Linked DNA regions of Homo sapiens: region 1 is linked to region 2. The links are chromatin contacts, found by Hi-C or POLR2A ChIA-PET in ENCODE. All regions are on one chromosome and are shown on one strand. Each heading gives the region's core, a stretch centred on a gene start or an enhancer-like site at or near the end of the contact. The rest is flanking DNA. Distances are from core to core; before and after follow the strand shown. Region 1 overlaps MICAL3 (microtubule associated monooxygenase, calponin and LIM domain containing 3). Region 2 overlaps BID (BH3 interacting domain death agonist).

Region 1 (6,755 bases), core at 2,944-5,443, 100 kb after region 2:
AATCAAAAAGTTCCAGAAAACTGTTTTCTCTAGGAAGGCAGTATAGATGATGCGAGCAATGTGAGCGCTAAGTGTGATCTCCGTTCCAACACTGTCTCAACTGCTCAGTAGCCGTGTGAACTCATCTGTCTTTTGGAAAATATCTCCTCCCATGGAGAAGAACACAGTACCCACCTCATAGGTGGAGATATTCAATGAGGTGGCACAAGTCACGTGTACGCATCTCCCCATATCCTTTCCCAAACTCAACACGATGGCACTTTTTGCTTTTTAAATTAAAAAAAAAAAAAGCTAATTTTAATGTTAACATTTACCAAGTGCCAGACACTATTTTAACTGCTTTCCATCTATCAACTCATTTAATCCCCAAACAAGCTGGTGAGGCAGGTGCCATTAGTACCCACCTCTTTCTCAGCGAGGAACAGGAGGCCGAGTGACCTGCCCAGCGTGTCCCACAGTCAGTGAACCGCAGAGGCGGATGTGGTCCAGGATGCTGGTGCCAGAGCCTGCACTACCATGACACTACTATGCTTGCCTCAGTGGTAAACCCAGCCTTGCTATGTTTTTAATTAGCTATGAATTGTGGGTGATTCAGTCAAGTGACTGATTCTCAATGGTCCAAATTAAGGAATCCTGATAACTGAATATGGGAGTAACTGGAAAAGGGAAATGGAGAAAACAGGTGGCCACAGGGCAAACCCAAGGTCAAGTGGGCCGTTCATTCATTCATTCACCCAGGCCCGAGTGCCACTGTATGACAGCTACCAATCTGAACACCGAGAGCCCCCAGGCAAGCAGACAGACTGGTTCTCCACTGAGTGCCCCCAGGCAAGCAGACAGAATGGTTCTCCACAGACGCATGGATGAGACAGTGCGAGCCCTGCATGGAGAACCACACAGGCGCACCGGTGCCTGGGCAGCTGCCTTCTATCAAAAGAGCCAGACCCCTCTCTGAGGAGCGCCACATGGAGATGTGAAACACAGGCGTCTCACCCTGTGGAGACCAGGGGGTGTGCTCCAGGAGAGGACACAGCAGAGCCACGTCCTAAGGGAGCAGTGGCTTCATCATGCTTATGGGATGGAAAGACACTGGAGCAAAGAGTGCAGCATGCTGGGGGCAGCTGACGGCAGAGGCTGGGGTGGACACGCAATGCTCTCTCCACCTGGGACAAGGTTGTGGGCTCTGTCTGCACGGCAGCGGCTAGGACACTGGTGAGATCCAAGTCACACCTTTTAAAATCCCTCCGGTTGCTCTGTGGAAACAGACTGGGGTGTAACAGAGGCAAGGAGACCAGTGGTCCAAGTGGAAGATGCATGGCTGGCTTGGAGGCTGCTGCAGGGATGGAGACAGTCTCAGGCTCATCACTGACGAGGGCCACCCTGCACACACCACCTGTGGAGGTAGCGTATGTCTCTTCTCAAGATGACAGGGAAGGGCCTGACACTAATTTTGAGTCCTTGTCTTAAGAGCTGGCAGCGATCACAAATGAGCTAATGCTTTGCAAAAAAAGAAACAGCAGCTCTGTGTTTGAGCAGACGGCATCCTCCAGAAAGAGCTGAAGACAGAACAAATAGCACCACAAGTAAAATATGGGGACATCTTCAAATATGATTCTTAATTTACTAGTATGGAGTTGGCAGCAGGCCTGGAGTCACAATCCCTGAATCTCTGACCTGGAATGAATCTCAGGTGTCATCTGGTGCAAGTGAGCTATTACTAGTTGTGTCAATTTGGACAAACAACATACAAGTTCTCTGAACTCAGCTTCCTGACTTCTAATTACAGTAATAAAAAGTTACTTAATGGGGTTGTTGTGAGGACAAAGGGCGTGATGTGTTGGGGCGCAGCACAAGGCCTCGGTTACTTCCTCCTGCCACAACCTCCCCAGCTTATTCTTTGTTCTCTGAGCCTCTTCAGTTAGACTTCTGAGACACTTGGCAACTTGGATAAAAAACAGGCTAAAACTTCGGTGCCCCTAAAGTTCCTTCCTGGCTCTAGTCCATCTGTCCTCTGACAGATGAGGGGAAGGACTGTGGAGGGGCTAAGCTGATGAAAATTTTATCTGGGTTAAAATTTGGGGAGCTGGTTTAGAACGGCTGTCTTCTCTGCTCCAGTGTTAACAATACTGCACTCAACCAGGCTGGCCTCATCCTGTCTCGGCCTCTCACTGCCACCCGATCTCCCACCAGGTGCGCACCTCTGCCCTCTACTCAGTCACCATACCCTTCTCTCTCAAAGTCTAGCCAAGGGTCAGGGAGGTCATCCCAAGATGCTCTTGAACTTCACAGATTTCCTCCTCCCCTGTGCTTCTACAAAGCGACAACCTAGGCTGTGTAACCGAGCCTTTCGCTGCACACACTCGTGTCGCCTGCTACTCTTCATGGGTCTCATCCCCATAGGACAGTGAGCTCCTGGAGGCACACATTACACTTCTGCATCTTTCACAGAATGCAGCAAAGATGCACACACACACCCATGGGCAAAAGTACCTGTAGATCAATTAGCTGCACCTTGCGACATCTTCTTTCCGGGCAGACTCCACGGTGAGAGGCTAACTAGAACACCCTGAGCATCAGGGACAGCTCAGCGAGGTTGGGTGGCTCCCTCTGCCAGGCCCCATCCTTGAGATCAAATGAGCTATCCAGAGAGCAGGTGTGTGTGAGAGGTGGAACAGAAGACTTGACAGCAAACAATCTGCCTGCCTTATCTAAACAGCGTCCTAATTCTTTCATTCTTCCCCGACTCGGGAGTGCTTTTTACCAACATAGCAGAAGGGCCAGGCACCATGACAGGAGTCAGCCTTTCTCGGCTCACCTCTCTGGGCTCCTTCCTTGCTCCTTCTAACAGAGGTGACTGTTTGTTCACCCTCAGGACAGCTGAAGTGACTAGGTCCTAACGGCATGGCATCCCTCTCCTATATGACCTCACTTTATAATCTCACAGTCACGCAATCTTCTATCAATGTCAAGGTCTTTATGCCACCTTATAAAGATTACTGCCTCTCCTATTAATCTAGGCCCCCTCATTACTCTGGAATCTATAAGACTGCCTCCCACGAAGTCCCTCCAGCATCCTATAGGAATGGGGCTGGGGGTCCTCAATGCAGGGTCCTCAGATGGCGGCCAGCCTGCCTCTGCCCATCACGATGGCTCTATCGTCTGTGTGCAGAATTCTCTACTGTTACCTTATCAAGGTCTTTTCACTGTAAAAACTGGCAGCACATGTTGCCAAAGACCAGGCCTTGAACACCACAGTAAATCAGATTCAGGCCCTGTGCAATGGTTCGCAATCCACCAGAGAGAGATCAGACAGATGCCAGAGAGGTGTTAACACGGGCCACCTTGCAGACATCTCCAAGAGCAAAGGTCTGAGAACCCAGGGGCCTGAGACCCAGCTCCAACTTGCTGTCATCATCAACCTTAGGCAAAATATGTGACTTCTATGGATGTGCAAGTCCCCTTCCGTAAAGACAAAAAACCTTATTTTTATTGTGTTCCTTTTATCTCAAGTTCCCACCCCGAGGTCAGAAAGCAAGTAAGTGTCCCTGAAGTCAGGGAAATGACTTAGGTAAATGCATGCCATTCTCATCAGCCTGGTGACGCTGGGAAATACTGATAAGTAAGAGTCTTAGAGAAAGAGTGATGGAGGGAGAGGGGCAAGAAAGGCTGGGAGAGGCATGATGGAAAAGACGCACATGGAATAAGGCAGGAAGGGGCCCAAAGGCGCCCAGCTCAGATGGAAACACTGTCCAAGCACAGTTTCTCAGTGGGGCCGGAGGCGCAGGGTGTCTCACCATCCTCGATGTCGTAGGCGTAGGCCGAGAGGCGCAGGGTGGTGGCGCAGTACTCGCACTTGAAGCAGCTCCGGTGGAAGAACTTGCCCTCGGCACTCAGCCTCTCCATCACGTAGACCCGCTTCTGGCAGAAGTAGCATGTGTCGCTGCCTCCCAGGTTCTGCGGGAACTCCTTCTTCATGGAGCCCTGCAGGAGGTGGCGGTCGGGAGGAAGGGGAGCACCTCAGGGAGTGCCACACAGGCCCTCCTAGAGGCACAGCCTTGCGAGAGCAAAGCCAACCCTCACTAAGGGGTCTGCTTTGAGACAGACTTCTAACTGGCTACGGTCAACTGTGCTCTTGGCTCTGCCACAGAGTGACGGCACCGCCACAGTCACTGCCTCCACGCACTGACAGAGAACACTTGGCACAACCGCGAAAGCCTGGGCCAGCCTGCTGCTGACGAGGGAGCCAGCATCACAGTGCTTCACACCAGACTTGAGTAATGCTATGATACAGCCTGGCGACGCCGGGAAATATCGACAAGAAAGAGTCTTAGAGAAAGAGCAATGGAGGGAGAGGGGCGAGAAGGGATGGGAGGGGCATGATGGAAAACACACACATGGAAGAAGGCAGGAAGGGGCCCGAGGGTCCCCAGCTCAAATGGAAATGCTAGCAGAGTTCTGTTCTGAGGGTAGCTGTATCTGTATCTATTCCGTGTTGACATAGTTCACATGAATATATGTGGGTCCCTGGACTCACACAACAACTACTGCAGTCTTAGGAATTTGGTTATCAAAACCCAGACAACCTCAAAAGCAATTACCGCATAGCATACACGGGCTATGCAAGCTATAAGTGACTCAGCACACAGGTGTGTTTCCCATGGCTGTGCTGGGTCTAGCTACACAGTGCCTGGAGGCGTCTCTTACCAGTTCCTTCTTGTCTAGAAGGGCTTTGGGTTGTTCTTTCCTTTGAAGCTGATTGGCTATCTGCTCAGCCAATGAGCTCACTCCGCCCGTGTACATCTTTATATACTTCTATCGGTTGAAGATTACAAAATGACCAGAATGAAGGGAAATGAGAAGGAAAAAAATACATAAATTAAGAAGACACGGGGAAAAAAAGAAATCTTTGGGAAGTGCAATTTGAATACAAGGTGCAGCAGCAAACCATGCCAACACAGTGCTCACAGGCAGGGAAACCGGGTGGAAGAAAAACATCGCGTCAGTGTCCACGCAGGGGTACCGGCACAGGCAGGACGGCTGCAGGGGAAGTGTCTTCCTTGGGAAGAACTGGGTCTCTCCCATCTCTGTGGAATGCACAGTTCCAGGGAATGGTGGTAGAAGGCAGGGCGAACGCGCACAGAGACAGGCAGGCAGGGCCTGGGTCCTGCAGAGCTGGGCTGCATTCACAGAACTCGAGGGGCACCCCCATGCACGCAGCAGTGCCCAGGCTGAGCCTGCCTTTCACGGTCCAGGAGGCCATCTCCTCACTCAGAAGGAACCATGTTCACTCCTGCACAGGCCGCCTCTGTGTGGGTAGCGCACGTCGCCAGCTCTTCCTGCTTCCTGACGCTTGACCCCACAATGCCTGCCACAGGCAGCGAACGCTCCCAGGCTGTTTTGGAAGAAGCCTTCTCAGCCCTTTCTCCCTGCTGATGTTATTGGGGGTCTGAGGGCAGCATGATGAGGCCCGTGTGGCCCATCCAGGTGCTGAGGCCAGAGCCTTCTAGACTGGGCTGGGCATGTTGGCCACGAGGTGTGGCCATGCAGCCAAGCTGCTCCACCAGCCCAGGAAGGTGGGAATGTGTTCTAGGCCAGGAGGGCTTATTTTAGAGGTTGAAGAAAGGTAAGAGAAAAAAACCCAACCAACTCAAGCCTCTTTCTGGCAACACTGAAACCACAGGAGAAACTTCCACGTCTCCATCATGAGCCGCCCTGCTCACACCTAAGCTGGGTGCCCAGGCAGCCCCGCCTTGACCTGTCCCGAGAGGAAGTCCTCTAGAGACTCCCACGATCAAATCACCCTTCCATGTGGAGATGGCCACACCACCATGTGGGTGATGCTCCTCTCATGAACTTCATGGAGTAAGGGGGCTCCCTGCCCCCTGGGGGAACCTGACCCTAATTCTGACTCAGCAACTCACCATGAGCCATTATCCCGGGGATGCCAACAGCCCCCTTAGGACATGGCCTGAATGGACAGACACATAAGGCCTCGTGTGAGGAAGAAACACAGAAGCACCGGGCAGGGGGAAGCAGGCGCTCGAGGGGCTCACAGATGCACACACGACGAAGCCGTTCTTGTGGCTCAGCTCAAGGCTCAGCTGAACTGAAGAAGCAATTATAGCTTTTAATTCAAAAATAAGATTCCCAAGGATTGGTGCCATTTGCCCATTAACTTCACAGATTATACCTATTAGTGGTCAAGACAAACACGTGGCTCTCAGATCTAAACCTTCTTTAGGGACACTAAAGAAACTGAGGCTTGGGACAGACAGACACCAGGCAGAGCTGAGCAGGTAACTTAACAGCTGACACTGAGGGAGCAGAAAATGGCATTTCTCTCATTCTGCAGCAGACACGGGGCAGTGTGGGCCAGATGCCAAGTATGAGGCCAGGACACCAAGCCAGCCCTGGGCCCTCACTGCTCAGCCAGGACCCTTTTCTCCTGAACTAAACCATCTGGGTTTAGTTGAACTAAACCTGGGGCTGCCCGTGCAAAGGCATCTGCCACATTCAGTTCTCAGCAAGTTGGCAACACTGACAAGCATCCCTGCAAGAGAGGTGAAGACTCAAGTTCTATTTGTTTCTGGCATGAAAAGCGATGGTTTCCTTCTCATCACTCATAAAAAATAGCAGAAATGTGGCAATTGCGGGATCGATCCCACCGCACACCATACGTGTGCATATGCTACCATGCACATAGGCCTCAACCCAGGCATGGGAAATACCAGTAGGAGCGGCAAAGAGACCTTCCA
Region 2 (5,955 bases), core at 1,239-3,738:
TTTGATGGGTGAATTTTATGGCATGTGCAGTATGTCTCAATCAAACGGTTTTTGAAAAGGCAGCCAGCAGGAGGAGACATGAGGAGGCAAGAGCCTCTTCAGGTGACTGGGGCCCCCTCCCAGAGGTCGGAGGCTCCACCACAGGCCCCAGAAGTCAGTGGACCCCTATGCTCCAGGTCTTTGTGACCCGGGAGTCCTGCCTCCCTCCCCTGCCCAGGCCCTGGGCTTCTGGGTGGGGCATGGTGGATGGCAGGGGAAGGCAGGTGTCCCTCAGCTACTCCAGAATCCCTGGTGAGCCTCTGGTGAGCCTCCTGGTCCGCCCCTCCCTGAACTCTCTGTAGACTCTGTCATAAAGAACAAGGCTGGGCCGCAAGGTGGCTCACGCCTGTAATCCCAGCACTTTGGGAGGCCGAGGCGGGTGGATCACGAGGTCAGGAGATCGAGACCATCCTGGCTAACACGGTGAAACCCCTTCTCTACTAAAAATAGAAAAAATTAGCCGGCATGGTGGTGGGCACCTGTAGTCCCAGCTACTCGGGAAGCTGAGGCAGGAGAATGGCGTGAAACTCGGGAGGCAGAGCTTGCAGTGAGCCGAGATCGCGCCACTGCACTCTAGCCTGGGCGACAGAGCGAGACTCCGTCTCAAAAAAAAAAAAAAAAAAAATTAGCCGGGCGTGGTGGTGGGCGCCTGTAGTCCCAGCTACTCAGGAGGCTGAGACAGGAGAATGGCGTGAACCTGGGAGGCGGAGCTTGCAGGGAGCAGAGATCGTGCCACTGCACTCCAGCCTGGGCGACAGAGTGAGACTCGTCTCAAAAATAAATAAATAAATAAATAAATAAATAAATAATAACTAAATAAATAAAGAACAAGGCTTTCACCACATCCCAGGCAGAGTCCAAGTCAGGGCAGAGCCTCACAGAGCACAGCAGGGCCTGTGCCGTGCCAACGCCATGCCCCTGCCTGGCAGAAATGCCACCCAGCCCCTGGCAGAAACGCCTCCCCTCTCCTATGGAGGGGCTGATGACCCAGGAGCGGCTGGCTGCTGGTGTGAGTACACGGGTGACCCTTCCACAAAGGCCCCTAGCTGGGCTCCCTGCTCAGTTGGCCGGGTTTGGGGCTGGATGTCTGCAGGGGTCCTCAGGGATACCCAGAGGGAGAAACAAGGCTTTTGGGGAAATGGTGACACCTGGGGCCAGGTTTCTCACAGCCAGGCCCCATCTCTCCCTGCCTGGATTTCAGGGGAAGTGGGGCTTGGGTAAACAGGAACGGACGTGGCCATCAGGCCGGAAGGGTGTGTGGGCCACAGAGAAGCACCCTGAGGCTGTGCTGTCATCCAGAGTGCCACCCCGCTTTTCCAGGGCACAGCAAGGAAGTGCCTGCTGGAAGGATCCTGGGGACAGTTGTTAAGGCAATTTTATCTTCTCATAGCATGCCTGCCTCAGTTCCGCAGCCAGGACGGTGCCTTACTGACTCCACACACAGAGGCAGCTGGGTCCAGGAGGCAGCCATCCCAAACGCAGTGACCTCCAGCACCCAAAGCTCAGAGTTCCCAGCTGAACCCAGGAGGCACCCACCTTCCTGTCTCTAGGCAGATGCCAGCTGGTGCAGGAGCCACTCCCAGTCCCAATACCAGGCCTGGTCACGTGGTGCCCCGCCAGGCTTGGGGGTGTGCACTTGCCCGCTGGCCTCCGGTGCCCTCAGGCCTAGCCTCATTGTCACAGGAACGGAGCTCCTCGGGGATGGCCACCTTCCTGGACTTACCCCCAGGAGGGACACGCTGCTGCCTCCCAGGGCCCTTCGTGCCACTGGCCCCTTTCTTTCCACCCCCATATGCTACCCCTGCCTACTCCCTTCCCTGGCCCTGGGTTGCCACTCCTGTCCTGTTCTCCTGCTGTCCCCACCCCAGCCCTGACCCCAGATGGCTCTCCCTACAAAAACACCAGAACCCCAGAGAAGCTCAATCCCCCAAGTCCATCTGCATTTTAAGAAGCCCTCACGCACTCCCAGCCCAGAGAGGGAAGCTGTAAAGGTGGACAGGTCATGTCGGGCTTTGAACCTGCAATGTGATCTCACCTTCCCCGTCTGTAAAAGGGGACACTCCCTGCCTTGTGGGATCACATGCAGTATCAGAAAAAGCACCTGACATGTGACATCCACTTACAAAGGGTTTTCCCTTCTCTTTGGTTTTGGGGGAGAATGGGAGAGGCCCAAGCAGAAGCTCCTGGAACACCGCCCATCCCGGACCCAGGGTTGTAGTCACCTGAACACTCACCCAGACAAGGGAAACTTCACAGAATGAATGTGAGGAATAAAATGAGACATTCAGTTACACAAATTAAACCAAACCCAGATGCAGAGGTGCCCCATAACAGAAATAGAGCAACTACTGCCAGCCTTGGATGAAAGCTCTTGGCCAAGGGCCGTGACGGCGGCGGGGAGGTTCAGCAGCTGTCCCCAAGCACACAGGACATTTGGCACCTCCAAGCCCAGCCTGTCCCACCAGGCCACGGCACACTTTCCTTCCTCTGAAGAAAGGGGGTTTGTTAAGCCAACGAGGAGGGAAGCCAAGGACTGCCCCCGGCGCCAGCATGGCTATGAGCATAGAAGCGGGCTGAGCCACAGGCTGGGGGATCCCATGCAGACCAGGCAAAGCCCAGGCAGGATGCTCTGCAGAAAGTTCCCTGGTGATCCGGACCCGGAGCCAGACTGAGCCGCAGCCCCAGAAGACAGGTATCTCCTCCCCTGGGGCCACAGCAGCCACAGAGGCCACCCACGGCTTCCACTAGGACAGTGTGTCTTTCCAGTTACTCTACGTACCTAAAAGTGACCAGCCCCCTTTCAGGTCTGGTCTATGATCCAGATGGTGATCTTTCCCCCACTTTTTTTTTGAGACGGAGTCTCGCTCTGTCCCCCAGGCTGGAGTGCAGTGGCGCGATCTCGGCTCACTGCAAGCTCCACCTCCCGGGTTCACACCATTCTCCTGCCTCAGCCTCCCAGGTAGCTGGGACTATGGGCGCCCCCCACCACGCACAGCTAATTTTCTGTATTTTTAGTAGAGACGGGGTTTCAACGTCTTAGTCAGGACGGTCTTGATCTCCTGACCTCATGATCCGCCCAACTCGGCCTCCCAAAGTGCTGGGATTACAGGCGTGAGCCACCGCGCCCGGCTGGTCTTTCCCCTTTAAGACCCCACTTCCCACCCCCACCCTGGCCAAGCTGATAGGATTCAAGGAGTGCGGCGGTGCAATCACAGCTCACTATAGCCTTGACCTCCCGGGCTCGAGCAATCCTCCCGTCTCAGCCTCCCAAAGCCACTTCCTCCTTTTCTTAGTTGTTGGCTTCTTCTACAGAAAAGGATCCTGAAAACAAACACCTAAAATGCCAACCAAGAATTCAATCTGCAAGGCAGCAGCACCTCCAGAAATAGCTGCTTTGTGGCCTGTTTGCCATTTATGTGAAACTTCCCCATTTTGGACCAACGCAGGCAGAAAGAGAAAAGGAGGAAGAGGAAGGAAAAGAGGCAGGCTGTGTTGGGGCTGGATGGGGCTGTAGGAACCTGCCAGCAGTGGCTCTTGGGGAAAACCCCACTGCGAGGTTTCTGAACCCCTGCCCCGGAAGCTTCCCCTTTCCCACACACGTCACTCGCTGCCTTGGAATCTGGGCTGCCTCCCTCCCAGGGGCTCACAGGGGAGCGAGGCCACAGAAAGGCTCCTTACCCCCAGTGGCCTAACAGGTGTGACATGTGGAGGGGGAATCTGGGCAGTGTGCCTGATGCTCAGAGCTGAGACCCTGAAGTCCAACTCCCTCGGGTGTGACCTTGGACAAGTTACTTAGCCTCTCCTTGCCTCAGTTACACCATCTGGAGAATGGGGATGCTACCCTCGTCTGACCACCGTGATGTGAGCCAGTCAGCACACATCAAGTGCTCCGTGAGCGTCCGGCACACAGGTGCTTGTCTCTGTCCTGTGCTTCAGCTCCATCAGTGTCTTCTTCAGACCTGTCATTGGCTTGGGGCAAGGATATATGTGGCCGCTGAGGGCGGTCCGCCAGGTATGGCAGCCATGGAGCTGCTAATTAGGCCCTGTGAGTGGGAGGCCCTGTGGGGTGGGCAGGGGCAGACGCCCAGCTGCTCTCGGGGACACTCCAGGCCTGTGCTGCCCTCCACAGCCCCAGCTGGAGAATGGTGACCAGATGTCAACGACAGGAAGCATTTCCAGAGGCCACAGCTCTGCAGGGAGGTCTCTCATGGGCTGACAGCCAGAGCCAGCGCTCCGGGTCCCCTGAAAAAACGGGCACAGTCCTCGGTCACGTCGAGGACCTGCTCAGCCCCTCCACTTGGCACCGGAGAGAGGATGACTCACGGCCCTTCTGCCTGGAAGGCAGGCTCCAGTGTCAAATGTCCATCCGCCTCCATCACCCTCATCCATCCTTGTCAGTCCAGGGGCCTGGGCACTGCTGGGGCTCCTGGGCAGACAGTTCCCCCTTGCAAATGAGTGGGACCCTCAGCTCCTTCGATCAGCATCCTCACGTCAGCCGAGCCTGTGAGCACCCCTAAGCAAGGCCTCTGAGCTGGGCATGCGACACCCCTTCCCACCCAGGCACCCTCCCCCTAGAATCCCCCATACCACCCTGGGGCCATGCCCCGCTTCCCTCTCTGGCAAGCTCCTGCACAACCTTGAGACCACCTGACAGCCACCGTCTATCCTGCCCAACCTCCTCAGAAGCACTAACAGCACCTCGCCCCAGCCACGGCAGGTCTCTGCACCCCTCGTCTCAGTCACCACTCTCACATCTCATGAACAGAGACACGAGCTGCTTCCTCATGCTCCCTGTGCCCGTCCTGGGAGATCCCTGCCTTTAAACCCCAGCCACGAACTGCTGACCCCGCATTTCCTCTTCCCTCCCTGGGCAAGAGGGGCAGAAGGGGCAGGGACGCACACCCTGGGCCGCAGGCAGAGGCTTGGCCAGGGTCGTCCTCCCGGCAGTGCCTCCCTGGAGCTCTGTCTACCTCAACTCCTGATGCCAGAGGATCCCTCTGCGCTCCCCACACCCTTAAGACCCCAGCTCAGGGAATCTGGTCTCGGTCATCACTCCCAGGGGACTGCAGGGCCCCAGGACGGCACACATTCAGGCCCAGGAGAGCTCCCCCCATCTCAAAGCCTCCTGTGGGTGGAGATGGAATGTGGAAAAACCGCATCCTCTGCAGCTCCCCCACAGTGAGAGCGAGGACTGAGGGTGTGGATAAGGCTCCAGGAAGGGGGTGCAAGCCTGAGAAGGTGGAAGAGCTCTGGGTGGGTCCATCTGCTCCTCACCTGCCCCAACCCTGCCTGCAGGTGAAGGCCGGTCCAGCCGCAGAAGGCCCAGCCCCCAGCCCACTTACAGAATCCGCACTGTGCTCCTCCAGCCGGCCCGGCCCCTCGCTGCCCACCGAGCCATCATGACCCCAGCACCGCTGCACATTCGTATTTGTTGAATGAATGAATGAACCCTTGCCAGCCCAGCCACTTGGTGGCTGAGGGCTTCAGAGCTCTCCCAGGGTCCCCTGGGGTCATTCAGCCACTCAACAGTTTCCCAGCAGCAGCAGCGAGGATCCGCACATCATTGCCAGTGCTCTAAGGAGCGGGCGAGCCCCAGTAAGCGGCCGCTCTGACCGCGCTTTGTCAGCCCTGAGCTCCGCTCGGGAGGAGCCGGCAGGTGTCTGCGGTGCTGGAAAGACCACGGTGTGGGCGGGGATTCCGATCCGCCGGCAAGGGTGGCCTGCACCCGGCCAGGCCCGCGGGTTTTCTCCTCTCCGGGGCTGGCCTCGGCCCCTCCCCCTCCCCGCGCCCCGCACCCCTCCCCTGAATCCCCAGGCCACGTGGAGAGGACACAACAAAGCCTTCCCCGCCTCCGAGGCGGACCCGACCCTCAGCACCGACCTGCCGGCCGCGCCGAGGAGGGCGCCCGGGCGGAGG

Evidence for each region. Hi-C counts contacts between places; a loop is a spot of excess contacts on that map. ChIA-PET counts read pairs that join two places held with the same protein, here RNA polymerase II (POLR2A).
Region 1: a loop to region 2 is called in a map of adrenal gland, with 4 times the contacts of the local background. The contact joins two enhancer-like sites. A Hi-C loop is called at or near these places in 1 of 168 maps with a recorded cell type or tissue (adrenal gland). POLR2A ChIA-PET finds 5 or more read pairs at or near these places in 1 of 52 experiments (WTC11).

What each region holds. Positions count from the first base shown.
Region 1 is chr22:17,868,043-17,874,797 of GRCh38, forward strand. It overlaps MICAL3 (microtubule associated monooxygenase, calponin and LIM domain containing 3), which reads right to left. Exons shown (of 32, transcript NM_015241.3): 17 at 3,795-3,981. Among named protein-coding and RNA genes, the nearest start is that of LINC00528, 94 kb to the left of the region's middle. Within about 2 kb of position 4,194, at least 3 of the 41 ENCODE cell types and tissues checked have a DNase peak (open chromatin) inside an H3K27ac peak, as active enhancers do.
Region 2 is chr22:17,768,229-17,774,183 of GRCh38, forward strand. The region is part of intron 1 of BID (BH3 interacting domain death agonist); the gene reads right to left. Among named protein-coding and RNA genes, the nearest start is that of BID, 3.3 kb to the right of the region's middle. RefSeq lists enhancers at 96-145, 166-215, 286-345, 3,570-3,709 and a silencer at 5,750-5,955. Within about 2 kb of position 2,489, at least 7 of the 41 ENCODE cell types and tissues checked have a DNase peak (open chromatin) inside an H3K27ac peak, as active enhancers do.